2 separate regions of the Homo sapiens genome follow, and region 1 is linked to region 2. Evidence: chromatin loops called from intact Hi-C (ENCODE). Cell type or tissue: breast epithelium. All regions are shown on one strand. Each heading gives the region's core, and the rest is flanking DNA. Links, peaks and the distances in the headings are about the cores only.

What was found. Hi-C counts contacts between places; a loop is a spot of excess contacts. Peaks named below come from ENCODE experiments on the same cell type or tissue, not always from the same donor. Only the 100,000 strongest peaks of a DNase experiment are listed, where the experiment ranks them.
Region 1: a loop joins it to region 2, with 26 times the contacts of the local background. A loop is called at or near these places in 50 of 110 quality-filtered maps.

What each region holds. Positions count from the first base shown.
Region 1 is chr12:43,444,272-43,460,532 of GRCh38, reverse strand. It overlaps ADAMTS20 (ADAM metallopeptidase with thrombospondin type 1 motif 20), which reads left to right. Exons shown (of 39, transcript NM_025003.5): 12 at 6,481-6,626; 13 at 7,838-8,019; 14 at 8,123-8,259; 15 at 13,821-13,938. Among named protein-coding and RNA genes, the nearest start is that of ADAMTS20, 100 kb to the left of the region's middle. In breast epithelium, for the core only: no CTCF peak of the experiment used is centred there; no DNase peak of the experiment used is centred there.
Region 2 is chr12:43,876,351-43,892,611 of GRCh38, reverse strand. The region is part of intron 2 of TMEM117 (transmembrane protein 117); the gene reads right to left. Among named protein-coding and RNA genes, the nearest start is that of TMEM117, 48 kb to the right of the region's middle. In breast epithelium, for the core only: a CTCF peak has its summit at 9,826 (motif pointing right); DNase peaks (open chromatin) are centred at 7,371 and 9,859.

The sequences.
Region 1 (16,261 bases), core at 4,452-12,451, 430 kb after region 2:
CCAAACAGTTTTCTGAAGTATGTGCACCATTTTAGACTCCCCCCAGCAATGGAGTAAAGTTCCAATTACTCTGTATTTCTTGCCGACTTTTGATACTGTTAGTCTTTAAAAAAAATTTGGCCATTCTACTAGGTATAAAATGGAATCTCATTGTGGTTTTAACTTGTATTTCCATGATTATTATCAATCTTATGCATTTTTTCATATGCTTATTAGCCATTTGAATATTTTCCCAATGAGATGGTAGGATAGGCATGGATTTATTGAGATTCAAGGTAAATGTGATGAGATGCTAAGATTTACTTTAGAGCCAATGCAGATTGAAAGCAAAGGTGGTATTTGGGGTAGCATCATGTGGATTATAATAGGTATAAATTATCTTTTTTAAATTAATAAAACACAGTGAACCCCTATATATTTAGCTGTATTCAGTATTAAATAAACCTTTTATTGAAGGGACATTTGAAACAAATATTCTATAATTTTGCCTTAACATTCTTCTTTATTCTGTTTATCTTGTGACTATCTAATGAGTGTGTGTGCTGAACACTTTTGGTAGTAAATCAATTTGTGTGAAGCCATGGTGAACCCTTCTGATAATGAGTTAATTTTACTACATGGTGAATAGTATAACGTTATAACTTTTTCATGCTCTAGTCTATCAAATTATTTTTTAAAAAGAGTAAGGATTACTTAAATTTTTTGTGCAAGATGCTAACAAAATGCACACGCACATAGTACATTATGATTTTTTTTTCACTTCTAATATGGCTTTCTTATATTGAATGACTTTTTCTAATGGAGAGCACAAAGCATTTTTACTGCTATAAGCTTGGCTGTAGGTTTCATTCAATCAGCAAAGATTTAACAAGGGCCTATTATGTCAGGCACTATTTTAGGTACACTATTTCTCATTTTCTTCTGTTGCTGTAGGATACATGAGTTAACAAAACAGACAATATTACCAGGGGGTCCTTGCTCCCAGAGCTCCCAAGATGGTGGCAGGCCACTTCCAAAATGGTGGCAGGCCACTTCCAAGATGGCGGCAAGCCTCGTTTTCTCTGACCTGGGGTTCTTGGCCTCACAGATTCCGAGGAATGGAATCTTGGGCCATGCTGTGAGTGTTATAGCTCTGTTAGAAGCCATGGGTCATGGAAGAGAACCATGGAACCCGGTGACTAGTGTTCAGCCTGATTAGGATGAACCCAGGCACTTAGCCATGCAGGAACAATGGCAAGCCTTTAGCCCTGTGGGGAGCGGCAATGGGCATCTCGCTGGATCAGGAGCACAGCAGACACCCTGTTGGATCCGGAGGGATGGAAGTCAGCAGCAGGTCCGCGATGGCAGCAAACAGCAGTGGTAGGCGGCAAGTGAAAGCTCAGCTCCAGCTGTAACAAACATGGACCAGAAGAGTGCAGCTGCAAGATTTAATAGAGTGAAAACAGAGCTCCCATACAAAGGGAGGGGACCCAAAGAGGGTAGCCATTGCAGGCTCGAATGTCTGGGTTTATATCCGGATCATTGTCCCTCCTGCTGTGCTCTCAGGTGATAGATGATTGGCTATTTCTTTACCTCCTGTTTTTGCCTAATTAGCATTTTAGTGAGCTCTCTTTACTACCTGATTGGTTGGGTGTGAGCTAAGTTGCAAGCCCTGTATTTAAAGGTGGATGCAGTTACCTTCCCAGCTAGGCTTAGGGATTCTTAGTCAGCCTAGGTAATCCAGCTAGTCCTGTCTCTCAACAAGATCTCTGCCCTTATGTAGCTCAAGTTCTAGAGGGAGACTAGAATATTACAAATAATTAATATAATAGTACCATCAAACTGATTGGTGCCACACACCAGAAAAATAGAGCAGGAAGCTGATTAGAAGTTTTATAGTAGGAGAGGGCAGATTGCAATTTAAAATATGATGGTCAGGACAGACATTATATGAAGTTACCAAATTAGCTGTCTTAAAGGAGATGAGAGGGTTAGCTATGAGGATATCTGGGGTAAATGAGTTTCCAACAAAGGGAACAGCTGAGCTCCTAAGTCTGGAGTATGCCTGGAGTATTCAAAGAAGAGCAAGGAGGACATTTTAGCTGGAGTGAAGTGAAGAGAGAAAGAGACTTATAAGAAGTAACTGAAGGAAGATTTCGTAGGGCATTGCAGGTGTGAAAGAAAAATATCTTGGGACCCTTCAACTTGGGAACGTCTCAGGACAAACCTGCTTCCTAGTCTATTCAAGTCATCACTTTGCTCACAGAGATAGATGGATATTCTGATTGCCTCCTTTGGAAATACTTATCAGAAACTCAAAAGAATGCAACCATCTGTCTGTCACCTACCTGTGACCTAGAAGTCCCCATTGGGGGGTGGGGAGGGGCTTGCTTTGAGCTGTCTCCACCTTTCTGGAGAGAACTAATGTACTTCTTATGTATTGACTGATGTCTCATGTCTCCCTAAAATGTATAAAAACAAGCTGTGCCCCCACCACCTTTGGCACATGTCATCAGGACTTCCTGAGGCTATGTCATGGGCATGCCCTCAACCTTGGCAAAATAAACTTTCTAAATTAACTGAGACCTGTCATAAATTTTTGGGGTTCACACAGGCCATTGTGAGAACTGCATATTTACTCAAAGTAAAATAATGAAAGATTTGAATGGATTCATACCTGATTTGACTTAGTTTAAAAAGAGATCATCCTGGCAACTGTGTTAAGGCTAAACTGTCGGGGACAAGAGTGGAAACAGACATCTACTTAGCTATTTCAGTGATAGAAGTAAGGGATGCTAGTGCTCAAACCAGAGTAGTAGTAGTGAGATAATGAAAGGTCAATTTTTGATATATTTTAAAAGGAACTAGAACATTTATTCTAGCTAATGTATCAGATGTGGAGTGTTCAAAGAGGAAGAAGAGAAATGATGACTAGGCTTTTGGCTGAACAACTTAGATCAACTTGGTAAAAGTAGGTTTTGAGTTGGGAAGGCAGGAATTCAGTTTTGGATATGCTATGCTTGAAATGTTTATTAGACATTCTAGTAAATAGTCATAAGTAAGCAGGCATATATATGAGTCTGGAGTTTAGGAGAGAGATCTGGACTAGAAGTAACTCTTAATAGTAAAGAATTAAAAAACCAAGATATGAGCCTGGAGAGACATTCCAACATTAAGTTGTCACAGAGAAGAAGATAATTTAAGAGAGAGATCTGGACTAGAAGTGACTGTTAACAGAAAAGAATAAAAAAACTAGATGTGAGCCTGGAGAAACATTCCAACACTAAGTTGTCACAAAGAAAAAGAAAAAACAACAGAAGAAAATGAGAACAATTAGTTTTGAAGAAAGGAAGAAAACCAAGTGTGTAGAGCCCTGGAAATGAAGAGAAAAAAATTATGTCAAAGAAGAAGCATGATTAATTGTGCACACATTGCTGATAAGTCAAGGAAGACAGAGAATAAGAACTGGCTATTGGTGTCCTACACATTGTTAAATATAGTGAACCCCAGGTTTCTCTTCAAAGAATCAGTATGTCAGTATGTTCAGCTCTCTTATTCTTTGATTCTCCATTTTAAAGTTTAACTTCCTGGTTCTTTTTGCCTCCTTGTCTCTAGTTTCAGTAAACAACTTTCCTGCCATTCCTAATCAGTAATTCATATCTGTTCCCCTGGTTACCTGCTCTGACCTAAGTCATCTTTAGTTACCTGTTCCTACCCATCCTTCCCACCAAACTACTCACCCCGCCACTCTGGCTTGTACTCCTGCTCTTTTTAAAAGAGCCAATCGGAATTAGCTTAGACTATGCAGTCCAACCCTAGCCAGTAGGGAATGACACAGCAGTAGGGTCTATCTGTGTCAGGAGTAAGAACTCCTGCCCCTGCCCTGTCCAGGTGTGCTCTTGCCATTGTTCCATCTGTGAGGAGCACCCTTTTTGCAGAAAGGAAAAATTGCCTTGCTGAGAAACTTAAATTTATGTTCGAGTGCTATTTCTTTGCAGCACCGAGGAACAAGCATTTTGCATTTCTAACAATTTGAGCAGATTCATGGAGGAATAGGATATATTCCTCATGGGGCGGGGTTATGAGAGAATAGACAGGGAGTTAAAGAATGTACATGGCCGACTCTTTCAAGGAGAAGCAGAGCAGTAGCTGGTAAGGGCAGTGAGATCTAAGAAAGGTTTTGTTGTTGCTATTGTTTTCTTAAAGTGAGAGAAATAACAGCTGTGTTTGTATGTTAATGAGAATAATCTAGGCAACTACTTTGTGAATTATCTGTAGTGATAATCTAGGAAACCACTTTGCAAATTATCTGTAGTAAAATATTGTCTTTGTTCTTTTTTAAAATTTCTGATTATTTATAAACTGATACTTTTGTACAAAGTAATAAAAATTATTGACTAGGAAAATGAAATGCAAAAAAGACATCCAAAATATAAGCCATATTTTTCTATGGGAAACAGTGTGGCCATTCCTCACAAAATTATTAATCGAATTATCATATTCTCCAGCTATTCTACTTCTGGATATATACCCAAAGAATTGAAAGCAAGATTTCAAAGATATATTTGTACACTCATACTCATAGCAGCATTTTTCACAATATCTAAAGGTGAAAGCAGGAGTTTGAGACCATCCTGGCCAACATGGTGAAACCCTGTCTCTACTAAAAATACAAAAATTAGCGGGTTGTGGTGGCGTGCGCCTGTAGTCCCAGCTACTCAGGAGGCTGAGGTAGGATAATCACATGAATGTGGGAGGCGGAGGTTGCGGTAAGCTGTGATCACGCCACTGCACTCTAGCCTGGGTGACGGAGCGAGACTCCATCTCAAAAAAAAAAAAAAAGATGAAAGCAACCCAGTGTCCATTGATGGATGAAAGGATAAATAAAGTGTGGTAAATGCGTATGTTATGGTTTGAATGTTTGCCCCCTCCCAAACTCATATTGAAATTTAATTGCCAGTGTAACAGTATTGGGAGATGGGGCCTGTTTGATAAGACTAGGGCATAATGGCTCTTCCCTCACCGGTGGGTTTAATGCCTTATAAAAGGGCCTTCAGGATTGAGCTGTCTCGGTCCTTCTGCATTGTGCTCTGTGAGGATCCAGCATTCTCTCCCTACAGAGGATGCAGTGTGCAAGGTGCTATCTTGGAAGAAGAGAAAGGCCTCATCAGACACCAAACCTGCCGGTACCTTGACCTTAGATTTCCCAGATCTCAGACCTGTGGGAAATGAATTTCTGTTATTTATAAATTATCCAATCTTGGGTATTCTTATATAGCAGCACAAAATGGACTAAGACAACATACAATGGAATATTATTCATTTTTAATAAGAAAATTCTGACACATGGATGAAGCTTGGGCATATTATGCTAAGTGAAATAAGCCAGTCACATGAAGACTAGTACTATATGATTCCAATTGTATGAACTATCTGGAGTAGTCAAATTCATAGAAACAGAAAGTAGAATGGTGGTTACCAGGAGGTAGCAGGGAGGACAAAATGGGAGTTGTCATTTAATGGGTATAGGGCTTCAGTTTTGCAAGATGGAAAAGTTCTGGAGATTGGTTGCACAACAATGAGTATACCTAACACTATTGAACTATATGCTTAAATATGGCTAAGATGGTAAATTTTATGTTATGCATGTTTTGCCACAATTAAAAATAAACATAAGCCAATTTTTAAATTATTTACTTAGACATAAAATTTCTCTGTAAAAATCTTACAAAAATTTCTTAATGCTTACTCTCAAGTTGTGTTATTGTCTCTCAGTCTGGAAACTAATTCATAGACTGGCATGAGTGCATGGTCATACTTTGATTAGCTATCACTGAAATGATGATATAGAAGAGATGAGAGAATTGCTGGAGTGATGTTTGGTGTAGTGAGAAGGGATGGATTAAGTACACAAGCAGGGGGATTGACTTTGTCTGGGATAGTGAATTTTCCATGTGTGCTAACAGGTAGCAAGGCTGAATGTGAGTGCAGATGCTGTTGAATGGGTAGAACAGGTGGTGAGAGACTGTGGGTAGATTCTTCTGTAAGTTTCCATTTTCCTGATGAAAGTAAAGGAACAAGGTTGTCATTTGAGACTTCGGATAGAATAAAGTAGAAAGCTTTTTATAAGAGTGGAAGAGTGTATAGATACTTTGAGTAAAAAAATGGAAGGATGGAAATATACCATATTAACCTGGTATTTGGTTTCTTCTATTCAAAAAATACCCGCCATATTCCATTTTACTATTTAATTTTTCCTTCCTCCCCAATGACACTCTAAATCTTAAAGCCAGAAGAAATATTACACTCCTTTTCTATTCCACAGATCTTAGTAGGTAGGAAATATTCATAAAATCATTTCAAATGTAATCTGAATTAATAACAGCTAGCTTCAAATTGTTTAGTTTGTTCTTCTGTTGATCTTTATGCTGCTATTATAATTTTTGTGATGTTCTAATTAGAGACACACATCATTTCTTTTTGTGCTTATTATTTTTATAGCATTGCCGTCATGGGCTATGTGTAAACAAAGAAACGGAAACACGTCCTGTAAATGGTGAATGGGGACCATGGGAACCTTACAGTTCTTGTTCAAGAACATGTGGAGGCGGAATCGAAAGTGCAACCAGGCGCTGTAATCGTCCTGAGTATGTCTTTTTTATGTCACTATAAATTAAGATTATCTCAAGGCACCAGAAAGTAAACATCAGTTTCACTCACTTCTAAAACTGGAGGTCAGTCCGTAAGTTTCTGAGATTCAGAAAATTTCTGGAGCACTTTAAGTCACATTGATTTATATTTTGGTAGATTCAGACATTTAAAAAAAAAAACATAAATAGATTAAATTTTATAATCTGAACTGAGATCCATTTTCTTCATTTTTTTGTTTTTTAATTTAGTATAAATTTTGAGATATAAATATGAATCACAGTTATATAATGTCATTTTCACATTTACTGTATGCCTAATGAAACATCCTGGCTACTTTCACTTATGTTTCGGATCTTCTGGATAACATATATAGTTTGGTTACCAATTTTTTACCGTTTTGTGCATTGTGACATGTGATACTTTATTTTCTCTGCTTCTTGTGTTATAGACGCATCATTGTCTTTAGCTGAATAAGTACTAAAGCATATCTCCCCCTCATCAAACTATTTAAAAGGGCTTAGATATTGCATTAAGATTTTAAATTAATGTTTTTGTTGTATATATGATATATAAGTTGGTAAGCAATATGATACTCTTTACTTAAAGTATTATTAATAAGCATTTTTAATGCAGAAATGTGACTTACTCTGAATAAAATCTTGGCTCATTTAAATTTTAGGATAAATTATACTAGAAGTCTTTATATTCCAAAAATTCTGCAAAAAATTTTATTTTCCAGCATAAGTCAAAATAACATGGATATAGATTGATACCATAAAACTCCTTGAATTGAGTGATAAATAAGATATACATGACAGATGTGTATACATTTCCTTTTTATTTAACATGGCACCTGCCTTTGTTATTGTCTTTGGCTCACCACATGTCTTTTCTTCTTTCCAGAAAGTGAGCAAACCCTTTTTTGGAAGTTTAAGAAAAAACTTCCATTGTTGGTTTCTTGCTAGTTAACCTAGTCAAGAATAAGGTATCGTTTCTGCCCTCTAGGCTCACTGTCCACGTTAAGGTGGATATTTTTGTGGTTCATTATGCATAGAATTGCGTAAAACTCATGTTACATACTTCTGTTAAAAAGTGTTAGTGGGACTTCACTGGTTTTCTAGATCCTGGAAAAGAATGGAACTTTTAGAAGTAAGTGGCACAAATAATGTTGTACTGATGTGCTTTAAAATGTAATGAATTTGACTAGGCCAAGAAACGGAGGAAATTACTGTGTGGGCCGCAGGATGAAATTTCGATCATGTAATACTGATTCATGTCCAAAAGGCACACAAGACTTTCGAGAGAAGCAGTGCTCTGATTTTAATGGTAAACATTTGGACATCAGTGGCATTCCCTCTAATGTGAGGTGGCTTCCAAGATACAGTGGCAGTAAGTAAATTATGCTGGTTCTTTGATGTAAATTTTTCTGAGACGTAAGAACACATAGCTTTATTATTATACATTAAAAATTTGACCTTTTTCTTTTTTACAGTTGGCACAAAGGATCGTTGTAAACTCTATTGTCAGGTTGCTGGAACCAATTATTTCTACCTATTGAAGGATATGGTTGAAGATGGTACTCCTTGTGGAACTGAAACTCATGACATCTGTGTTCAAGGCCAGTGTATGGTAAGTAAACTATAAGTTTCTATTAGATTTAAAGTGACTTTAAGAATAATGTTTTTTTTCGATTTATATAACCAAATATTACTTTTACTATTTCAGCATATGTTCTTATGCATTCCAACAAAGCAACCTTTGTTATCATGCTATCTATAGAAGTATGGTTAGCCTGGTTACTGGGAATTCTCTGTCATCAAGAATGCCTCAACAAAGCATTAAGATAAATTTGATGACTTTCTGTGGTCTATTGTACTCATAATCAAAATAGGAATGAGGTCAGCTTCCTAAAAAGATAGAAAATAATAAGATAAAAGGATTGTAAGGAGATTTTGCTACTTTAAGTGTAAGCTTCTACAGTAATGTTTTCCTTGTCCGTTGAAACCATTGATATTCTCCCTTCCTCTTTCCAGCTCTCTGTCACTTATTTTTTATGTACATTCAACAAACATTGATTGAGTAGCTACTAGATGTCAGATACTGTTCAAGTCACCAGGATAAAAGACTGGAGCAGAGAACCCCACTTCCAAGATGGTCACAGATTTGTGGGGGAAATAGGCATGTAAACAATTAGAATGCACTGCTATGGGTCATCTGCAAGGTAGCATGGAGATATTGAAAGGAGTTTCTTATTTTATGGGGAGGTGGGTAAAGGATTCAGAGAACCTTTTATGGAGCGCATAAGACTTGTGCTAAGTATTGAAATGAGTAGGTTTTAGGAAGATGAGGAAGTATGGGAGCAGAGTTGGAGTTAGGGACTAGCAGATGGTTGTCAAATGCACTTTTTTTTTTTCTTAACTCCTTGGAAACACATAGAAGCATTTGAAGTCAAGGGAGAGATGTGATTCGATTTGCATATTGGAATCTTCAAAATACTGGGTTTAGAAGATTGGAGGCAGGTGGTCCATTTAACAGGGTTGTAGGTCAGAGCAGATGAGATGCTGAGTTAAAGCACAAACATTGCAATGGCAGTCTTGAGAATGGATGGCGAGTTTGAGAACTAAGATAGTGAATGTGGTCTAAAGAATATAGTAAGTGTACTTCTATGAGATCAACTTTTTTAGATTCCACATATGAATGGGATCATATAGTATTTGATTTTTGGTGTCTGGCTTATTTCATTTAACCCAGTGTCCTCCAGGTTCATCCATGTTGTCACAAATGGCAAGGTTTCCTCTTCTTTATGGCTGAATAATATACCATTTTGTATATAAACCAGATTGTTTAAATCCATGCATCCACTGATGGACACTTAGTTTGATTTCATATTTTGGCTATTGTGAATAGAGCTGTGATAAACATGGGAGTGTAGATATCTCTTTGATATACTAAATTCATTTCCTTTGGAAGTAGTGAGGTTGCTGGATCATATGGTAGTTCTATTTTTAGTGGATGTTATGTGCTGTCACCACAAAAATGATAACTATGTGAGGTTATGCATTTGTTAATTAGCTAGATTTAACCATTCCTTAATGTATTGATATTCTTCAAAACATTATGTTGTACATGATAAAAACATACAATGTTATCTGTCAGTTTGAAAATAAAAGATAAAAAATAATTAAAAATATAAGTATAAGTTATGAACTTATTCCTTCAGTTAAAGTGGAGCTCTATAGGGCCAACTTCATCTCCCCATGAACAAATACCTTTTACCTTATCTCAGTGATAAAGGCTGTTCACCCAAAGAGCTAATGAGATGTTCAAAGAGAATTAAAATAATTTAAGTCGGAAACAGTTTAAATACTGAAAAGGTTATTCAGTGGCCTGAAAAAAGTTGTGCTTTAAATTAGCAGCATAAAGTCATATGACAATGCAAAAGTTATGATGAAGATTATCTGAACATATAGAGGCATGCTACTTTCAGAAAATATATGCTTAACATTTTGATTTTGAAAATATCTGCCTTGTGTATAAAAAAATTCACTAGGCTTAAGAAATTTTCTTTGCTGATCACTAAATTTAGAAGGCCATTCCAAACAATGGAAAGAGTTATTGCAATGTATGCAGAGGACAGCTTCTTCATGGAGAGGAGCTGCATTTGTTTTTTTGAAATTTCTGGAACAAGCCATCTACTTGTATATTCATTCATTTATTCATTCATTTTTAAAAATAAGCACTGTTATGCTGGGTATTAGTTTTAGAGAAAACTTTACTTTTAAATACTTATTTGAAGCTAAGACTATTTGCAGAGTTCTAAGGTCATGAGTTAAAATAATAACCATGGAAGTCATCTTTTTGGAGTATTCTAATGTGTTACTTACATACTCATACTTTAGTCTCTTTGAATTACATTTCTTTTAAGAGTGGTTTTCAAATGACAGTGGGTATTGGAATCAATGTCAGTGTTACAATGCAGATTCCTAGGTTTTATTTCCAAGTATTATAATTCAGAAGATCTGGGATACTGTCTTTTTAAATACCACCCCATGTGATGTTGATGCAGGAGGTCTGTGGATGACCCTTTAATAAACTTGGCTTTTTAAATGAATATGTGAAAATGTTACATACAACTAGATGAGTATATATTTTGAAACAATTCTGTTGTACTGAATCTCCTGTTAATTGAAAGGATATTTGTGAAAAGAACTTTGTAAACTTTAAAGCACCATGCTTATAGTTGGTCATTCTTTTTTTTTAACTTTTATTTTAGGTTCAGGGGTATATATGCAAGTTTTTTATACAGGTAAACTCGTGTAACAGGGTTTTGTTGTACAGATTATTTCATCATCCAGATACTAAGCCTAGTATCCAATAGTTACTTTTTCTGATCCTCTCGCGCCTCCTACCCTCCACCCTCAGCAGGCCCCAGTGTGTGTTGTTCCCCTCTTTGTGCCCATATGTTCTCATCATTTAGCTCACACTTACAAGTGAGAACGTGTAATATTTGGCTTTCTGTTCCTGTGTTGGTTTGCTAAGGATGATGACCTCCAGCTCCATCCATGTTCCTGTAAAAGACGTCATTTTATTCTTTTCTATGGCTGCATAGTATTCCTTTGTGTATATGTATCACATTTTCTTTATCCAGTCTACCATTAATGGACACTTAGGTTCATTTCATGTCTTTGCTATTGTAAATAGTGCTGCAATGAACATACACCTGCATGTGTCTTTATGGTAGAACAACTTATATTCCTTTGGGTATATATCCAGTAATGGGATTGCTGAGTTGAATGGTAGTTCAGTTTTTAGCTCTTTAGGGAATCGCCACACTGCTTTCCACAGTGGTTGAACCAATTTACACTCCCACCAACGGTGTATAACCGTTCTCTTTTCTGCAATCTTTCCAGCATCTTTTATTTTTTGACTTTTTAATAATAGTCATTCTGACTGGTGTGAGATGCTATCTTATTTTGGTTTTGATTTGCATTTCTCTAATGATCAGTGATATTGCGCTTTTTTTGTAGGCTTGTTGGCTGCATGTATGTCTTCTCTTAAAAGGTGTTTGTTCATGTTCTTTGCTCACTTTTTAATGGGATTGTTTTTTTTTCTTGTAAATTTATTTAAGTTCCTTATAGATGCTGGATAATAGACCTTTGTCAGATGTATAGTTTGCAGATATTTTCCCCCATTCTGTAGATTGTCTATTTACTCTGTTGATAATTTCTTTTGCTGTTCAGAAGCTCTTAAATTTAGCTAGATCTCATTTTCCAGTTTTTGCTGTTGCAATTGCTTTCGGTGTCTTCATCATGAAATCTTTGCCAGTTCTTGTGTCCAGAATGGTATGGCCTAGGTTGTCTTCCAGGGTTTTTATAGTTTGGGGTTTTACATTGAAGTCTTTAATCCATCATGAGTTGATTTTTTTATAAGATGTAAGGAAGGGTTCCGGTTTCAGTCTTCTGCATATGGTTAGCCATTTATCCCAGCACCATTTATTGAATAGGGAGTCCTTTTTCCATTGCTTGTTTTGATCAGCTTTGTTTAAGATCAGATGGTTGTAGCTGTATGGACTTATTTCTGGTCTTTCTATTCTGTTCCATTGGTCTGTGTGTCTGTTTTTGTACCAGTTCCATGCTGTTTTGGTTACTGTAGCCCTGTAGTATAGTTTGAAGTTGGGTAGCATGACACCTTCAGCTTTGTTCTTTTTGGTTAGGATTTCTTTGGCTATTCAGGCTCTTTTTTTGGTTCCATGTGAATTTTAAAATAGTTTTCTCTAGTTCTATAAAGAATATTAATGGTAGTTTTATAGAAATGGCATTGGATGTGTACATTGCTTTGGGAAATATGGCCATTTTAATGATATTGATTCTTCCTATCCATAAGCATAGAGTATTTTTCATTTGTTTGTGTCATCTCTATTGCTTTGAGCAGTGTTTTATAATTCTCATTGTAGAGATCTTTCACCTCCCTGGTTGGCTGTATTCCTAGGTATCTTATTCGTTTGGTGGCCATTGTGAAGGGGATTGTGTTCCTTATTTGGGTCTCAAGTTTGTTAATATTGGTGTGTAGGAATGGTAGTAAGTTTTGTACATTGATTTTGTATCTTGCAAATTTGCTGAAGTTGTTTGTCAGGTTAAGGAGCTTTTGGGCCGAGACTATGGAGTTTTCTAGATATATAATCATGTCATCAGCCAGCAGGGATTGTTTGACTTCCTCTTTTTCTATTTGGATGCCCTTTCTTTTTTTCTTTTTCCTGATTGTTCTGGCCAGGACTTTCAGTACTATGTTAAATAGGAGTGGTGAGAGGGCATCCTTGTCTTCTGCCAGTTTTCAAGGGAAATTCTTCCTGCTTTTCCCCATTCAGTATAATAGCTGTTGTGGGTTTGTCATAGATCGCTCTGATTATTTTGAGGTATGTTCCTTCAATGCCTAGTTTATGAAGAGCTCTTAACATGAAGGAGTGTTGAATTTTATTGAAAGCATTTTCTGCATCTATTGAGATAATCATGTGATTTTTGTATTTTGTTCTGTTTATGTGATGAATTGCATTTGTTGATTTGCATATGTTGAACCAAATTTGCACCCCGGGGATGAAGTCTACTTGATTGCGGTGGATAAGCTTTTTGATTTGCTGCTGGATTTGGTTTGCAAGTATTTTGTTGAGGATTTTTGTATCAGTATTCATCAAGGATATTGGCCTAAAATTTTCTTTTTTTTTTGTCGTGTCTCTGCCAGGTTTTGGTATCAGGATGATGCTGACCTCATAGAAGGAGTTAGGGAGGAGTCCCTCCTCCTCAATTTTTTAAATAGTTTCAGTAGGAATGGTACCAGCTCTTATTTGTACATCTAGTAGAATTCAGCTGGGAATCGTGTGATCCTGGGCTTTTTTTGGATGGTAGCCTACTTATTACTGATTCCATTTCAGAGCTCATTATTGGTCTGTCCAGGGATTCTCTTTCTTCCACCTTCAGTCTTGGGAGGGTGTTTGTGTCCAGGAGTTTATCCATTTCTTCTAGGTTTTCTAGTTCATGTGCATAGAGGTGTTCATAGTAGCCTCTGAGAGTTATCTATATTTCTGTGGGGTCAGTGGTAAATCCCCTTTGTCATATCTGATTGTATGTATTTGGATCTTCTCTCTTTTCTTCATAATTAGTCATTCTTATAATATTGATTGTAATTGTGTCTTGAAGGCAGCTGGTTGTGATCACGTGTTAAACTCCAGTGCCAAGATAGACAAATGTGGAGTGTGTGGTGGGGACAACTCTTCATGCAAGACAATAACAGGTGTCTTCAACAGTTCTCATTATGGTAAGTTGTGTATTTGTTTCTAGATTTCGCTTTTATTTAGTATAATAATGGAGTCTGTAAAGAAGGTGTAACAGTAATTCTTTGTTACTGTTTTGTCTACTCTATACCCTTAGTCCAAAATGATTGTTAAGGAAAAATTTCCTAAATATAAAAAAATTAAATACTGTATTAGACCAGATGTATCCTTGATTAATGAATTCACCTGCCCCAGGCAAATCTGATTCTTAAAAATGTATTAGGTGCATTTCTTAGAGTAAATTCAGTGCTATTTGACTGTGATGTGTGATATGTGAATAATCCTCCCATTAATGAAATGGTTTTTTCCCTATAACCTAAAATGTATATATTTGTGATTTTTCCCAGGAAACTTGCTTTCAAATATTTTCATTACTTGAATCACTTTCTTTTTTTGGTATGACTTGACCTATCTGTTACATTTCTTATTAATAGTACATAGAAAATGTTGATTGAAGGTGAAGGGTGAAACCATTATCTTATATATTTTCTGAATTAAATGTTTCAGAATTATTGTCACATTTGATTTTCCAGGCAGTATCTGGATCACATATTGGCCATAATTTAATTTTTCTCCAAAATATCATGAGACTATGTAAAGTATTTTCCATTGTAATGTTTTCTGGGCAATTTTTTTTTGTTTTTATGATAATTAAAGCAGATCTTTAAAACTTTCTTTGCAAATTAAATTTATTTCTTACAACCTTATTTATTCATTTATTTATTTAGAGACAGGGTGCTACTCTGTTGCCCAGGCTGTAGTACAGTGGCACAATCATAGCTCATTGCAGCTGTGAACTCTTGAGCTCCAGCAATCTTTCCACCTCCTCATCCCCAGTACCTAGAACTACAGGTGTTCACCACCATGCCCATCTAATTTGTGTGTGTGTGTGTGTGTGTGTAGAGATGGGTCTCAATGTATTGCTAGGTTGGTCTCAAACTCCTAGCCTCAAGGGATCCTTCCATCTCGGCCTCCCAAAGTCCTGAAATTACAAGCATGAACCACCACACCTAGCCTATTTTTTACAGTCTGACTGTTCAGCTTTAAATTGTGTTCATGTGTGTTCAAATTGTTACTTACTTCCATTAAAACAGTATAATTTAAAACTTAATATTTATGTTTTTATGTATGTGAAAAACATAGTACATTTTATACTCTGATATTTACAAATCTCGGTTACTAGATGATTTGATATATGATTTTTCTAGTTATTTCTTGGGAGCTACACACATTTGATTCCCTTCTATAATGCATGGCACATACTTATTACAGTCTGTATTTACTGAAAAATATTTTTTCCAGGATAAAGCCACATGAACCAAATTAAGATCAAATATGTAATCTTGTGAAAATTGTACTGTGCATTAATCAGTTTGCAAATAGAACAATGCGTTAAACTCATTTGCAAGGTCTGATTAGCATTTGTCACATTTCTGCCCCCTGGTGGTAGCCTTCATCTTGTCACCTTTGCAATGCCTTAGGCTTGCTTTCTTGAAAAAAATATAATAAATAGTAAAGATATAAATAGTAAAAGTAGTGGGTAAGAATATTTTATAGTGAAAAGGAGGTTAATTAAAATTATTCTTGTAGGTCAATAACCTACAACCAGTAGGCATATAGTGTATACCGAATCATGAAACTATTTCTTATCGTCTTACACTAAAAATGTGATGCCTTAGATATAAATAAGTCTGCTCTAAAACACATGCAAGATAGTCTGACATTAGGGTTGTAAATTTAAGCTCTTTTTGAACTGTCTTCTTAAGTTAATTCCATATTTATCAAAGGTAGTGTATGAGAAAAATTACTTTTTACTCATGGTGCAGTTAACTAGGAGGAAATCCTAATAAATAAGGAAAAGGAAAAACTTAGAATAATATCCTTAGAGTATAACTAATTGTATATTTAAAAACCTGCGTATTTGGACAACTATGTAATGTGAGTGTTTTTAGTTTTCATGAAAATGTTTTTTCTTAATATATGTTAGATAAAATGTTTCCTCTTTTGAGCAGTGCCAATGTCGCTGAATTTGGCTTCATAAAATGGAAATATTACATTCATTTCACTTGAGTAAACTTTTTACTTTTCTCATAACAAGTTTATTAGTATTCTTGTAAAAATAATGTAAAATTTGGGGAATAGATGAAGAGATTCCTGCTTATACTACAAACTAAAACTTGAGCTTTAAACTTTTTCTTTTTTTATGATTTTTCAATAATGAAATTGAAAAATTTCATTATTTTGCTGTTTACTGAGTCTGTGTGAATATATCATAGCAATGACCAATTATTTTAATATCTCCTGGAC
Region 2 (16,261 bases), core at 4,290-12,289:
ACAGAAAATAGTTAACATAGCAGGCCTAAATTGCTGTCCTTAGAAAAGCCTGCTTGCAAAGTTGGCCCTTGGCTGGCATCTGGGAACTTGGATTTGGGGAAGGTTCCTATCATTCCATAATTTAAAAGCCTGGTTCATTATGCCTAAAATGTTTATATAAACGATATGGCTTACCCTGAACACCTGCTTTCCTTCTGGGAGCCTGGAATTTGGTAACATGCCAAGCAGAGGGTGCCCACAAGACCAGCACCCAATAAGAACCCTGGCCAATGAGTCTCTAACAAGTTTTCCTGGTTGGCAACATTTCCTATGTGTTGTCACAATCCCTTGCTGAGGGAATTAAGTGTGTCTTGTGTGCCTTCACTGGGAAACAATTCTGGAAGTTTGTGCCTAATTTCCCCAGGATTTTGCCCCACGCACCTTTTCCCTTAGTTGACTTTCTTTTAGATTCTTTCTCCATAATAAATCCCAGCCATGAGTCCTAATATATGCTGAGGCCTGTGAATTCTCCTCATGAGTCATTAAAACTAGGGGTAGTCTTGACCTCCTGATACCAGGAGTATTTTGACAGCAGCTTATAAGGTAGATTTGATGACTAATTATTGACAAAGAGGCCAGTTTGGAAAAAGGCTATTGCAATGGTCCAAGAGAGAGATATTGACAGTGTAGCAGTGGAGGCAAAAAAAATGGATTTTTTTAAAGTATATTTTCCACGGGACAGTTTTGCAAACTTCTAATGAAAGACATTGGATCACAAGAGGTTAAGGAATAATAGAGAACTAAGGAAGCTGAGAGTAAGTGCAGACTACTTTAAAACAATAGAGGAAAAAAATATGAGTATGGTAGTTTTAGGGTAGCCTGATAAGGAGAAAATTATATAAAATAAGAGGATATGAGTGTTTTCTAGAAAGCAGTTAGAAAGCTTAAAAATTCAAGAGGTATTTCTGGCTGGGCGCAGTGGCTCATGCCTGTAATCCCAGCACTTTGGGAGGCCAAGGCGGGTGGATCATGAGGTCAGGGGATCGAGACCATCCTGACTGACATGGTGAAACCCTGTCTCTACTAAAAAAAATTAGCCGGGCATGGTGGTGGGTGCCTGTAGTCCCAGCTACTGGGGAGGCTGAGGCAGGAGAATGGCATGAACCTGGGAGGCGGAGCTTGCAGTGAGCTGAGATCACGCCACTGCACTCCAGCCTGGGTGACAGGGTGAGACTCCATCTCAAAAAAAAAAAAAAAAAAAAAAATTCAAGAGGTATTTCCCAAAAGAAATGTTAGAAGATGCCTTAAGAACAGAAACAGAATCTGGAAAAGTTAAGACTGTAAGCTCAATGAGGACAGGTACTTCTGTGTGTTTTGTTCACTGGCATATTCCATGCACCTTGAAGAATACCTAACACATGGTATGCACTCAACAAATACTCGTCAAATGGTAAGGGAAAAGGAAGGGCCATTATTTTAAAAGTAGATAAATCCTGAAATGTGGAGGAATAGAATTGAGACACATCAAAGATGATTGTATCATATCTGTCAGTAAAGTAAGAAGCTAGTGGGTGTGGAGGAGGATGGCCCTCCACATGCATGACCACCTCTGGGGAAATCATTAGGAATCAATAAGAAAGTAACAAAAATAAGTACTGTTTTTCTGCCGAGATTTCCTCTTTAGAAAAAAAAAAGTCAGATGAATTTTTAAAATACTTTTAGAATATATATAACATGACATCTAAGTGAACTGAGACAAATCAATGTCTTCTTTAAAAGTATTCATAAGAAAATATCCCTTGGGGCTGGGCGCAGTGGCTCACACCTGTAATCCCAGCACTTTGGGAGGCTGAGGCTGGTGGATCACGAGGTCAGGAGTTCAAGACCAGCCTGGCCAAGATGGTGAAACCCCGTCTCTACTGAAAATACAAAAACTAGCCGGGTGTGGTGGCGGATGCCTGTAATCCCAGTTACTCGGGAGGCTGAGACAGGAGAATCCCTTGAACCCAGGAGGCGGAGGTTGCAGTGAGCCGAGATTGCACCACTACACTCCAGCCTGGGTGACGAGCAAAACTCCGTCTCAAAAACAAAAACAAAAAAAAACAAAAAAGAAGAGAAAATATCCCTTGGATAAATTCTTTCTCTAGCCCTAAAATCTGATGAAAAAGAAAGATGCTACTTTTGTCTTCAAAACCCATCTAGAATGACAGGACATCTAAACGATTCTCATTTGAATGAAGAGAGAAAAGGTACTTTTACACTGCATGGGGTGAGATTTATTGACAGATTTTCACTAACGGTCTTACAGTCCAGACCAAAGTACGATGTCAACCTAACCCAGAAGTTGCAAAAAGAATTGTTAACATTTGAAAGGAAAATACCAAAAATTAAATTTCTATTTATTTTATAACTGCTTCAAAAAGAGAACACTAAAAATAAATCTATATTCCTACATTAAATGTCACTTCTCTCCTTTTTATGAGTTACATATTATAGAACATGTCATGAATACTGGGTGGCACTTCCCAAATACCCCTTTTAAGACCAAATGACTGATTTTCCAAGCTGCTGGGAAGATTGTCAGCTGACTGATCTCAACTCTCAACTGTATAAAAGCCCAAGCTCTCATCCCACTCAGGCCTACTCTGAAGGACTATTCTAGTTTCAGAGCTCCCTGTGTGGTGCTCATAGGGACCCTGTTGTGACTATATTGCAACCGAACTGGTGCCTCTGTCTTATCCTGCTCTGCCTTCTTCCCTTCCCAAGACCACTCCCCATTGAACTTCCTGCACCTCCTTCTCAGAGACTGCTACCCAATGAACCTGCAAGAAAGATGCAAGAATCACCCATTGTTTTAAGAATTAAATATAAACAAAATCTATGTCTTGCTTTTTTCATAGTTTCAGCAAAGTGGTTATAGTCTGTCCCTCAACAGTTCTCTTATTTATAAGTAAATGCGACATTAGAAAGTAAAAAAAAAGATAAATCCTACTTTCAAACAAAACTATTTCAACCACACCATTTATTATCTACATTGGGGTCCCCAACCTCTGGGTCGCAGACTGGTACAGGTCCATGGCCTGTTAGGAACTGGACTGCGCAGCAGATGAGTGGCTGGAGAGCAAGCATTACTGCCTGGGCTCCACCTCCTGTCAGATCAGTGGCAGCATTAGATTCTCATAAGAGTGTGAACCCTATTGTGAACTGCACATGCGAGGGATCTAGGTTGTGTGCTCCTTTTAAGAATCCAGGCCAGGCTCGGTGGCTCACACCTATAATCCCAGCACTTTGGGAGGCCAAAGCAGGTGGATAACTTGAGGTCAGGAGTTCAAGACCTGCCTGGCCAACATGGTGAAACCCCGTCTTTACTAAAAATACAAAAATTAGCCAGGCATGGTGGCAGACGCCTGTAATCCCAGCTACTCATGAGGCTGAGGCAGGAGAATTGCTTGTACCCGGGAGGCGGAGGTTGCAGTGAGCCAAGATCATGCCATTGCACTCCAGCTTGGGTGACAAGAGCAAAACTCCATCTCAAAAAAAAAAAAAAGAATCCAACGCCTGAGGATCTAAAGTGCAAGTTTCATCCTGCAACCATCTCCTGCTCCCCTAACCCTGGTCACTGAAAAAACTGTCTTCCACAAAACCCACCCCGGTGCCAAAAAGGTTGGGGACCGCTGATCAACATTACCTTGGGCAACTTAATCTCTGATCCTCAGTTTCTTCATGATTTAAAAAAATTGTAATAGTATCTATCTCATTAAGTTGTTGTAATAATTAACTAATGTGGCAAGGCATGGTGGCTCACACCTGTAATCCCAGCACTTTGGGAGGCCGAGGTGGGCGGATCACGAGGTCAGGAGATCGAGACCATCCTGGCTAACGTGGTGAAACCCCGTCTCTACTAAAAATACAAAAAAATTAGCCAGGTGTGGTGGCAGGCACCTGTAGTCCCAGCTACTCGGGAGGCTGAGGCAGGAGAATGGCGTGAACCCGAGAGGCGGAGCTTGCAGTGAGCCGAGATCATGCCACTGCACTCCAGCCTGGGTGATAGAGCAAGACTCCATCTCAAAAAAAAAAAAAAAAAAAAAAGAAAACTAATGTGCACAAAAGTACACAATAAGGGCTCAATAAATATCCCCTAACTTCTCTCCATTCATTATCCATGGGGCATGAGTTCACAATTGCTTTTCCATAAGCAATTCATTCGCACTGATGATGCAAACCCCTACTAACAAAGAGCACATAATTATAAAATAGTTGTATGGCTAATGGATGGCATATCTGATCAATAAGATATGGGAAAGGATTATTCATACTACATAGAATCACATACAGAATAGTAAATTAGTCTTTACTGAGCCTTTAGAATATATGAAGTACAATGTGGAGGGTTTGGCATTTTGTATTTTCTTTAATCCTTGAAACAATACTGTGAGGTAGGTATTATGCCTATCTCTCAGATATGAAACTGGTGATGTTCGGAGAAAGTAAATTATTTAAGGTTACACATCTAGTAAGTGGCACAACCAACATCTGAACTTAGTTTTTCTGCACCTAGACTTTTGTATTATACTATAGAATCTCTTTTGCTTTACTTCTCTTCTACAGATTTGCCCCAAATAGAGGCTAACTTTGGCACACCAGCTATACAAAAACACATAGAGCCATCTTAGCTTCCACAGCATAGCACAGAAAGAAGGGATCTGTAACTGCTATTTTGATCCTCACTATGAAACAAACAAATGGTCTCACCTGCAGCCACATAATTTACTCTTACAGCCACAGCCCCTTTCCTTCCACACCCAGTCCATAAAATCTGTCTTCTCATCACTGTTGTTCTTGAGTAGATTGGTCCTTGTCTGGCTATTGAAGCTACCCCAGCCCTCTATCTGATCCTAAATAAGTACAACTTCTGCTGAACTTTCTGCCGTCATAAGTGTAACTTCTGCTGAATTTTTTTCCATCCAGGCCTTGGCAGTGAGATGCATCAGAGCTGTTGGAGTCAGGGTGCTGGCGGTCTTCTGCAGCAGGGGCACCTGTCCTGAGATCAAATGTCTGCACTGGCTGAAGGGCATGGTCACAAACCAGACTAAACCCTAAGTAGACTCCAGTTCCACATTTTAAAGAACATCCTTAGTTTAGTTTCTTGTAAAAGCCCCTATATATGCCACAATAGTTGTCTTCCAACTGTTTAATTTTTCATGATGCTATTTCAACAACCTACAATAATTTGTTTTACTCAGTTTTGTGTACATTGCACAAAACAGCAGGAAGAGAAGTACCTTCTTCACTTTTAACTGGCATTAATCATTACTCTCCCCAGGGAATAGCTATTTATAAGATTCTCAATAACATTTTATCCTAGGAAACTTCCTGAGCACTGGATTCTAGCTTTGTCCCAGGCAGTACTTCTGCTTCTTGCTTTAGGTAAAAATGACAGCAGGTGCAGCCACCCAACCCCTCACTGAAAATAAGTGAGGCCCAGGCCAGGCACGGTGGCACACACCTGTAATCCCAGCAGTTTGGGAGGCCTAGGAGGGCGGGTCACTTGAGGTCAGGAGCTCGAGACCAGCCTCACCAACATGGTAAAACCCCATCTCTACAGAAACATATAAAAATTAGCTGGTTGTCGTGGCATGTGCCTGTAGTCCCAGCTACTCCAGAGGCTGAGGCATGAGAATTGCTTGAACCCAGGAGGCAGAAGTTGCAGTGAACCGAGATCACGCCACAGCACACCAGTCTAGACAAGAGAGAGAGACTCTGTCTCCAAAAAAAGAGAAAATAGGTGAGGCCCACGGACACATAGAGCGGAACAATTCACACTGGGGCCTTTCTGGGGATGGAGGGTGGGAGGACAGAAAGGATCACGAAAAATAATTAATGGGTACTAGGCTTAATACCTGACTAATGAAATAACGTGTACAATAAACCCCCTTGACACACATTTACCTATGTAGCAAACCTGCACATCCTGCACATGTACCCCTGAACTTAAAAGTTAAAAAAAAGAAATGGCTACCTCGCCAGAAAAAAAACATTTCTCAAACCTATGTCCCCCTCAAATTATTGCTGTCTCTTTCCTCACCTTCAAAGCCCAATTTTTTAAGCTATGCAAGCTGTTTGAATTTGCCTAAGTACTATTTACTCCTGAACCAACTGCAATCTGACTTCTATCCCCACTCCACTGAAATATCTTTTATAAAATCTTAAGTGATCTACATACAAATCTAAGTGAAACATCCCAGTCCTTCCCTACTTGACCATTTTGTTGTTGTTGTTGTTGAAATACTCTCTTGTCTTGATGCCTATGACACCATACTCTCTTAGATATTTCCTCCATCTCTAGCAATTCTTCTTCCTCTTCTTTGCAGGTACACCGCCCTCTATATGTCCCTTATATTCCTTAGTCCCTGTTCTCCTCTCTCTTTACCTCCTTAGATGTTTTCTTGTAATCTTGTCTCCAGGATTTTCCACCATTAATCCTTCTTTCTGCTGCCAAAGTGATCTATACCATCTATCTAAATTATTACTCTACTGCTTAAGATCTTTTAATGCCTCTCTATAGCATATGGGATATATAATATGATACACAAGGTTCCCCCATGTCATGCTGACTGCCTTTATCTCTATCCCAACTTATGCTCAATATTCTAGAAATACCTCATTAGTTGTAATTATCTGTGCTCAACATACTGTTTCATAGTAAAATGTCTCATACCTGGAATGCTTATTCTCTTGTCCGTACTTAGCTAACTTCTACCTATTCTTTCAAATTAATCTCTTGTGTAACCATCTCCAGGAAGCCTTCACTGGTTACCTCTGGTTGAACTAAATGTCTGTCTTCTGTATTCTGAGAGCTTCCTGTGCATATCTGTATTACTGCTTCTACCATATTATGGTGAAATTTATTGTATACATATTTGTCTCACACGCTAAGGTTAAAGCTTTTTTATTTACACTTGGTCTTAGCCAAAAAGCCAAAAAGTAATAAATCTTCTTTATTAAAAAAAAAATAAAGTATATATTTATGCCTAAAAAGAAAACTCCCAAAAGTATTAACAGTAGTCATCTCAAAATGGTAAATTATAGATACTGTTCTTTTTTTCCCTCTTGGCTGCGTTTCCCTAATGTTTTACAATGAATTCACATTTGTTTTTTTAAAAAAAGTTCTTTCTCATGAAAATAAACTGTATCTGGATATCAAAAAAAAAAAGAAAAGAAAAGAAAAAGAAAATAGGGGAGGCCCTTAAATCTCTATGAAAGCAAGAGAACAAGTCAGGAGGGAAGCTGTACTCTATTCTCTTTGAAGCACTCACATGTTGACAACAAGCCTACACAGGCACAGGGCATGCTGATCTCAAAACAGTGTCCTTACACAGCCCGCCCTGACTAGGACCAATACACACAAAGCTGAATTGTTCACACCAAAAGAGGTCAGGTGGACATCCTGCTCTCAAGAGACTGTGATTGCTACGAATCCATGAAGTGTTTATTGGCTTGCTGCCTCACTTTCATAAATGGGATGGGATAGGTGTCTCGGGTAGCGACTATCTGGGGCCTGTATTGCGCAGGCAGTTAGAATAATTTACCAAGACATTAGTAAGTAAAGAAAAGCAGATTTATTAGAGAAAGCAGAAAGTATGAAAATACGTTGCGAGCGTGCCATGGGCAAGTCAGCAAGAGTGGAGCTGACTGCAAGGAGACAAAGGCTTGCTGGGGATTTTATAGGATGGTGCTTGTGCTGTGTGCTGAAGAGAGCTTTGTGCAGTACTGATAATGCCAAGAATGCAGTGTGCTAACTTGTAGGGTCTGGTGGTAAGTTGAATGCAGGAAGATTGTGAGTTATTTGTGCAGGAGGGCTACATGTCCTGGACCAGGAAGAAAGGCAGACTTAGCTTATCTGCTTTTTCTTTTGGCTTTCCCCTGTTCCCACCAGCCTGAGACTTTTTCCCTAATTAGGACTCCACGACAGGCAAACAAAACAGTAAGAGTGGAGCAAGAATATGGAAGATGGTAGAGACAGTTGCTTGGAAGATTCCACTTAAATGAATCCTTCCCTACCAAGAAAAGCCAATTGTCTTTTTTGGACAGACATGGGATCAAAACCCCCTCATCAACAGAAGCCTTTACTGGAGGCCATGAAACAAGCATAGATTTCTGGAAATGCTAGAGAGAACTGAACAGAAGTTATCACTAAAACAAATACTATAAATCTAAAAATAGCCTTTTTGGGAAAATGAGTTTGAATGAATTTTTTTATTCCATTGAGATTTACCTAATAAATAATACAATATAATAATATATACTATTTCATATACTGATCTAAAAGTATATTACCACATATCAACTCATGAAAGCATTTTAATTAATAAGCAAAGACAATATTTTCATACAAGTAAAATAGTCATTTCAGCTCTCTGCTGTCAATATGGGTAAATTTTGGCTCCTTTCACTAATAGAGTAATACAATCTTTCTTTCTTTCTTTTTTTTTTTTTTTTGAGATGGTATCACTCTGTTGCCCAGGCTGGAGTGCAGTGGTGTGATCATGGCTCACTGCAGCCTTGACCTTCTGTGCCCAAGAGAGCCTCTCACCTCAGCTTCCTGAGTAGCTGGACTACAGGCGTGAGCCATCACGCCCAGCTAATTTTTGTATTTCTTGTAGAGTCAGGGTTTTGCCATGTTGCCAAGGCTGGTCTCATACTCTTGGGCTCAAGCAATCCTCTGACCTCAGCCTCCCAAAGTGTTGAGATTATAGGCATGAGCCACTATGCCTGGCTACAGGCCACTCTTACTATATTTCCTCCCTTAGAATAGAGTTGCTTGGCTAGATCCTTGTTTGGGGTTTTTTTTTGTTTTTTGTTTTTTTTTTTGTCTTTCATACAAAGAAAGAATGGTATTTGTGTTATGTTTTCATCATCTGAACGTTTTTCACATTTTTACTAGGTTCCAAAGAAGGTAATATGCATAACTAAAGCACAATTTTAGAAATGGGCTGCCAGGGTCTCTACATTAAAAGGAAATCCAACTGATTCATTCCCTTATAACCACTCATAACTATTCTTACATCAGCCTGAAAGGCAATAAGTGGTTTTGGAAATCTTTATTTAGCTGATAGCTGGATGTTGGCTCATATTTTAACTGTCTTACTGTTTCTGGTTAATGTAATTCCAAATTATGAGAAATCTATTTTGTTCTCAGTATTTAAGATCTCAGCTATTTCATAGTTATTTTTGGCAGGCTTTGTATATGAAATGCGGTGATGAAGAGATATGACTTGAATAATCATATGTACTATAATACATCAAGAAGAAACAGAAAAAGACAAGAAATACATGATCCTGAGCCTTTCAACAATGTTTCTCTTTTTAAATGCATGTCTCCAAAATAACTAAAATCACTTCTTGAGAAAATGTAATAGGGCTTATTTATTATACCTCTTCTTCCTCATTTATCTAATGAAGCTTACTTGTATATACTAAATAACCTAAACATCCTCAAGTTTTACATTATAAAGAACAAAAATATAGAACTCTTCTCCTTTTTATAATGGATACAAAAACCACCATTGGAAACTTTTGGGAAAAATAACCCAAAAACTCAAATAAGAACTTTGCAATTTTAAAAAGCACTCCAAATCAGAATGCTCTTATTATATTGTCTCAACCTTAGCCTTGTGTAACTAAGAAAAATAAGTCCCAGAACTGAGATGAGCTTCAATTATAAAAGATGCTGCAGAGAAATGAACATCTTTATCGTTAATCTTAGTTTTTTTCCTCCAAACACCTGAAATGAATTTTTTTGCCAATTCCAGAATCTTAAAGTCTACATCTGATCATCGAATAAGCTGCTATGTTCAGTATATACCACCAGAAGGTGCCCTTGCCCAAGGAAGAAAGCCTCCTTTCCATACATGCACAGCTAAACTCCACAACATTTATGCTCATTGACCTAAAGTGAATTTAAAATCAACTTTTTATAGATGAAACCTCTTAGAGAAGAGCAAACTCTTCAGGTACTTCTAATGAAATTTTTGATGTGAGACAACAGAAAGTAGTGCTTGCAGAACGTGCAGACCTCTTTAAACTGTCCTCAAAATATGGGGTAAAGTGAGGTAATTTGGTAAAGAAGGATAAAGGATATAAACATAATATTTCTTTTTTTTTTTTTTTTTGAGATGAAGTTTCACTCTTGTCCCCAAAGCTGGAGTGCAATGGTGTGATCTTGGCTCACTGCAACTTCCACCTCCCGGGTTCAAGCGATTTTCCTGCCTCAGCCTCCTGAGTAGCTGGGATTACAGGTGCCTGCCACCAAGCCTGGCTAATGTTTGTATTTTTAGTAGAGACGTGGTTTCACCATGTCGGCCAGGATGATCTTGAACTCCTGACCTCAGGTGATCCGCCCGCCTTGGCCTTCCATAATATTTCTATGCCAAGACTGCTTAGAGAAGTACTGTGCAAGAGGAATATAATGCAAGCTTCACACATAATTTTAAATTTTTTAGTAAGTACATTTTTAAAGTCTTTGTTGTTGTTGTTGTTTTTTAGTTTGTTTGTTTTTTTTGAGACGGAGTCTTGCTCTGTCTCCCAGGCTGGAGTGCAGTGGCTCGATCTGGGCTCACTGCAAGCTCCGCCTCCTGGGTTCACGCCATTCTCCTGCCTCAGCCTCCTGAGTAGCTGGGACTACAGGCGCTTGCCACCACGCCCAGCTAATTTTTTGTATTTTTAGTAGAGATGGGGTTTCACTGTGTTAGCCAGGATGGTCTGCCCACCTCGCCCTCCCAAAGTGCTGGGATTACAGGCATGAGCCACTGTGCCTGGCCTTTTTTTTTTTTTTTTTTTTTTGAGACAAGAGTTTCACTCTTGTTGCCCAGACTGGAGTGCAATGGGGCCATCTCAGCTCACCGCAACCTCCACCTCCTGGGTTCAAGCGATTCTCCTGCCTCAGCCTCCTGAGTAGCTGGGATTACAGGCATGCACCACCACACCTGGATAATTTTGTAGATTTAGTAGAGATGGGGTTTCTCCATTTTGGTCAGGCTGGTCTCAAACTCCCAACCTTAGGTGATCCGCTGGCCTTGGCCTCCCAAAGTGTTGGGATTACAGGCATGAGCTTCCACGCCCGGACTTAAAGTCTTTCAAGAGTGAAATTGATTTTAATTTCCTATTTTACCTAATCAAATATATCTAAAATATTATCATGTCAACACATAATCAATATAAAAAGTATTAGTAAAATATCTTACATTTTCTTTGTATTCACTGCACTCCAGCCTGGGTGACAGAGAGTTCTTATGCTTACTGACACAAAGGAATGCACAAATGCTTTTCTCTAAATATCATATGAAAATAATTGGTCTAATTTCCCTTCATCTCTGTAATCTTTGGACTGCATAATAACCTACAAATATAAAGTAAAGTAAAATAAATCCTAGCCTTGTTTAATAATATCTATGTTCCTGATAGCACCAAACATAAAATATATAGGCATGTATAATAGACCAAAAATTGCAAGTTCCCATATACATAAGATGAACAGTGAATAGTACATGTCATGTGTATAATAAAATAAACAAGCATTAAAAAGTAGATTTAACAAGCATCTCCTTGTTGTCGGTTTTAGAATTCTCTATTCAACCAGCTCTGTGAGTTAGAATTTTCTGAATCACAGGTAACAAGAACATAAAAGTCCTATTTATCATCCAGATTCTCTTCTTTCATAATAAATTATACTTTTACATGAAGAATGGCAAGTTGATACAAAACTATTCTTAACAAAAATGAAAAGGGTTGACTTCTTATTAGGCCATAAGGTCCTGAAAGTAGACTGGGTTTTATTTTTCCTGTCAAGCAAGAGCACAGTTTAAAAGACAACCTTGTTTCTTTTACAAGATGTGTTTATGAGAGCAGTGAAATACAATCACTTTGAAATACTGCAGCAGCAAGAGGTCACACCACTCTGGCTCTGTGGAAAATGGCTCAAGGGAGACTGTCTCAGCCTGCAGGAGATCTTTAGGGACCCCTGCACCCAGTTCCAAGGCACCATTAATTGATGCTGGGCAAAACCGGACTTTTACATTAAGAACAACAGTATGCCCAGGAGGAGCTGGCATTCATCTGCAATTCCTTATACTCCCCAAATTTCTACAAAGTCTTAACTGCTTAATTCTGCAAGATAATTTTGAAATTAGACATGAGTAGCTGACAGGCTGATTTTTCTTTCTGCACAGGAAAAAAAAAAGGAATAAAAATTGAAGTTAGAAAGAAATTTTTTTAAAAAAGTTATGTAACCATGTAACATGGTTGGTTTTATGTTATTGTATTCAAATAACAGTATATAGTGCAAGTAGTTATGAAAAGTAATAAAAAAGCAAAAGCCACCCTGATAAAGAAAACAATGCCTTACGATAGTGGGTAAATTTATAATTTATAGGAGCCTTTACATCCTCCTATTTGATCTTCATAAATTCGTAGAATTGAGGACAGGCATTATTACTTTATTTTATAAATGAGAAAACTAAAGCTTGGAAAATTTTGTACTAAAAGTTGATGAAATAGGGAAGTATGAAAAATGCTACCTGAAAAATATTAGAGACACTCCAATGACTTGAAGAAAGCTTTAATTTATATTCCTTACAAATGAATTATTCTTCTGTCTTGGTAGAAACAGATTTCCTTCCTAAAGGTCTATTACAGCCTTCATGTAATTTTTTTCTAGCCAGCTGGAATCACTTTCAATCTTGCTCAAGTGAAGGGAACCTCTTGGAGGCTTAGCAGCACCTTCTGCAGCAATGTGGCTCTTTCTACGAGTACACTCTCAATTATTCAAGATAACACAGGAAGGCCTGGAGATAGATTACTCCAAAGGCAGCAGAAACAAATTAACAGTTAGTTGAATTAGATAAACTTGAATAAATTAGTGTTTCAAACTATGCATGCTGATACAATGTACATTGATGAAATACGTAGAAAGGAGTTGGGGCTCTCCAAAAATACAGCAAGCAGGCACAGTAGGATGGTTTAGAATCAAACTATGGAGATGACATAGCCCTCATTAGACCCAGAATTAGGAGGAGGCACAACTTGTACCTCTACTGGTTAGCTATACGCATTGATACACTTAATCTCATCCAATAGCAAAATATATTTGCATACTACTTTGAGGCCTGCACTGAGAAGACATATAAGTTTGCTTCAGAGTGATATGGCACTCACACTGACCTCACCAACAGGGAGCAATGGAGTTGCATATGCAATTATACACTGAAATATACAGTAGTCACCAATGACCCCCATGGAAACTTTTGTTTCTATTTTAGTATTTAATTTCATTGACATTGAATACAATGCTTTAAACTGTTTTGATGATAAAGTTTTAGCAAACATAAAATAAAATCTGCCTTATTCATTAACTTATTATCACTTATTTATGATCTATGTCAAAATTATAGTTTGATTTTGAATTCTGAGGCTCGCACAGGAATAGAACAATTTCAGTATATCCTTTGATAAAACTGTTCATATGTGTATCCATTATCTACCTATATTAAAAATAATATTAACATACAGGGTTTTCAGATCCCTGATCTGATCATGCTTGACAAACTTATTCATTCATCAGCATTTATGACTAGCATTTATCATTTAACGCAAGTATTACTGGCTAATCAAGTATAAATACAGTATTCCAGGAACTTCTTTCACTAGATATTTTCAATATATCATTGGTACACATTTATGAATGGTCACCTGCCATATTTAATTCACTGTGTCAACATCTCTGTTCACAGACATTGAATGATCAAGATTTTTTCCATGAGCAATAACCAATTTTACTTTTCCAAATAAAGTTTTTATTTCACTTTTGTTCTCCAAGTTTCTAAACTTTCTCATTTTAAAATGATTTTACATAGTGCTACTAGGCTTAAAATTTTCTAAGACATACCAAGGTTTTTCCTTTTTAATATTTACTTCTCTCCTTCAGAAAGACAAAATTTTAATCAAAATCACAGCATACATCTAGTGAGTTAATAAAAGCATGCATTTAGCTACAACCTATTGTTGTCACCTTATTTTATTCTATATTTTTAGCTGTAACAAAAATTGTTCCTTCCTCTTATCAATAGAAAAGTATAGATTATTTCTGAAAACAATTTCTTAAATTGAAACATTTTTGCTATTTCATCCTCTATTTCCTCTTCTAAAAAAATTGGTTGTTTGACATGAACCAGACCAGGATGTAAGCTGACCATATTTTCAGCAGCCTTTCTGAGGATGATTACCTCTGAGAACATCAATGACTTGAGAAATCGCAACAGTTTAGCTGTTATCTTGTGTAAAATAATATACCAATTAAGCTAACTATAAAAGTGATCCTGACTTCAGGACACACTCTTTAAAGCCCTGAAATTCCTCCGAGAACTACAGGAAGCTGTCTAGTTTGAAAGCACAGTTTGCAGAAAAGTCAGAGTGGTTTGTTAAGGCTGCAGAAAAGTCAGAGTGGTTTGTTAAGGCCCTGATTTTTTCTTTGTCTTCCTTATTTACTTTTTCTTACAAAAGCAAAACTTTTTTTCATTGTAAAACGTGAAACAATCCTAAGATATACATGCACACACTAAGATACAGTTTTAAGAACTTGAGTGTATCCTTTCACAGCTTCCTGTACATTCAAACAAATCATAAACATATATAAAGTATTATTCTGTCTGTGTGTGTGTGTGTGTGTGTGTGTGTGTGTGTGTGTGTTTTGTTTTTACAAAAAAAGAACCATACTATCCATATTACTTTGCAACTGGTATTTCTCACTTAGTATCATGGGCATTACCATGAGTTAACAGATCTAAACCAAGGGCTACATAATATTATGTAACATGAATGATCCACATTTTATTCAAACTTTTTCTTATATGTGGTCATTCACACTGATTTCAGCTATTAGCTGCTACAAGCCCTCAAAATATTACATATATGTTTATACAAAAACACTTTTTTTTTTTTTTTTGAGACCGAGTCGCACTATGTCGCCCGGGCTGGAGTGCAGTGACACGATCTCTGCTCACTGCAACCTCCACCTCCCGGGTTCAAGTGATTCTCCTGCCTCAGCCTCCCAAGTAGCTAGGATGACAGGTGCCCACCACTATGTCCAGCTAATTTTTTGTATTTTTAGTAGAGACAGGATTTCACAATGTTGGCCAGGCTGGTCTCGAACTCCTGACCTCAGGTGTTCCACCTGCCTCGGTGTCCCAAAGTGCTGGGATTACAGACGTGAGCCACCGCACCCAGTCAAAACTACTTATATTTCTATGAGATAGATTCTCTCAATTAGTGGGTCAAAGATTATAGCTTCTTTTCAAAAATTTATATTTCTCCAAATTGAAGATCAAAGTTCATAGGACAACCTGGAAATATATACCAAGTGAAAAATGTGCACATTCTTTGACTCAAAAATTCTAATTCTAGGCATTTTTCTTAAATATATTGTGCAAATGAGCATAATTTTTAATGTATGTATGTACATGGACATTCTTTGAAGCTCTGTTTATAAAAGAGGAAAATAGAAAACACCCCAAATTCAAGAAAACTATGAAATAAATTATGTTAGACACACTCAATGGAACAATAAGCAGACATTAAAATTGGGTTTATACTATACATTACACATTATGAAAATATATGCTTATTGACACAGTAAGATGTTTAAAAATAAGAAAAATTAATTACATGTCACTGTCATAAAATAATTTAAAAGAGAGGGGTATTGAGGGAAAGGATATGACAAAATACTAGTAATACTTATTTCTATATAGTATTTTAAACTAAGTATAATTATTTACTTCATAGGTCTTGTTTATCCAACATTTATTCAACAAATATTTACTGAGTATCTATATATCAGAAACTATGCTAAGCACAGCATTGGAAAACGCAATACCTTAATGAAAATTATCCTGTGTGTCTATGAGGCAGGAAGAAAGTGGAAGCTCAGAAAAGGTGAGGGGAGGGGAGCTTCAGAAGGTAGACAGGACAGGTTAAAGGCTCAAAAAATATTTGAAATTGTATAATCATTCTAACAAGGCTGTGAGATATTACCATATTCAGTGCACTGCAAAATTTCTATAAATTGTCCAAGATTACTGAGCAAATAAGAATGTCTTCTCCATCCTCTTATCCTCCATCTGGCAGCTAGATATGAGCTGAGTTTCCTAGAAAACGACATCTTGAAGATCAACCTAAGCTCTTGAATGACCCTAGAAATGACAAGACAATATCAGAGGAAACCAAGTTG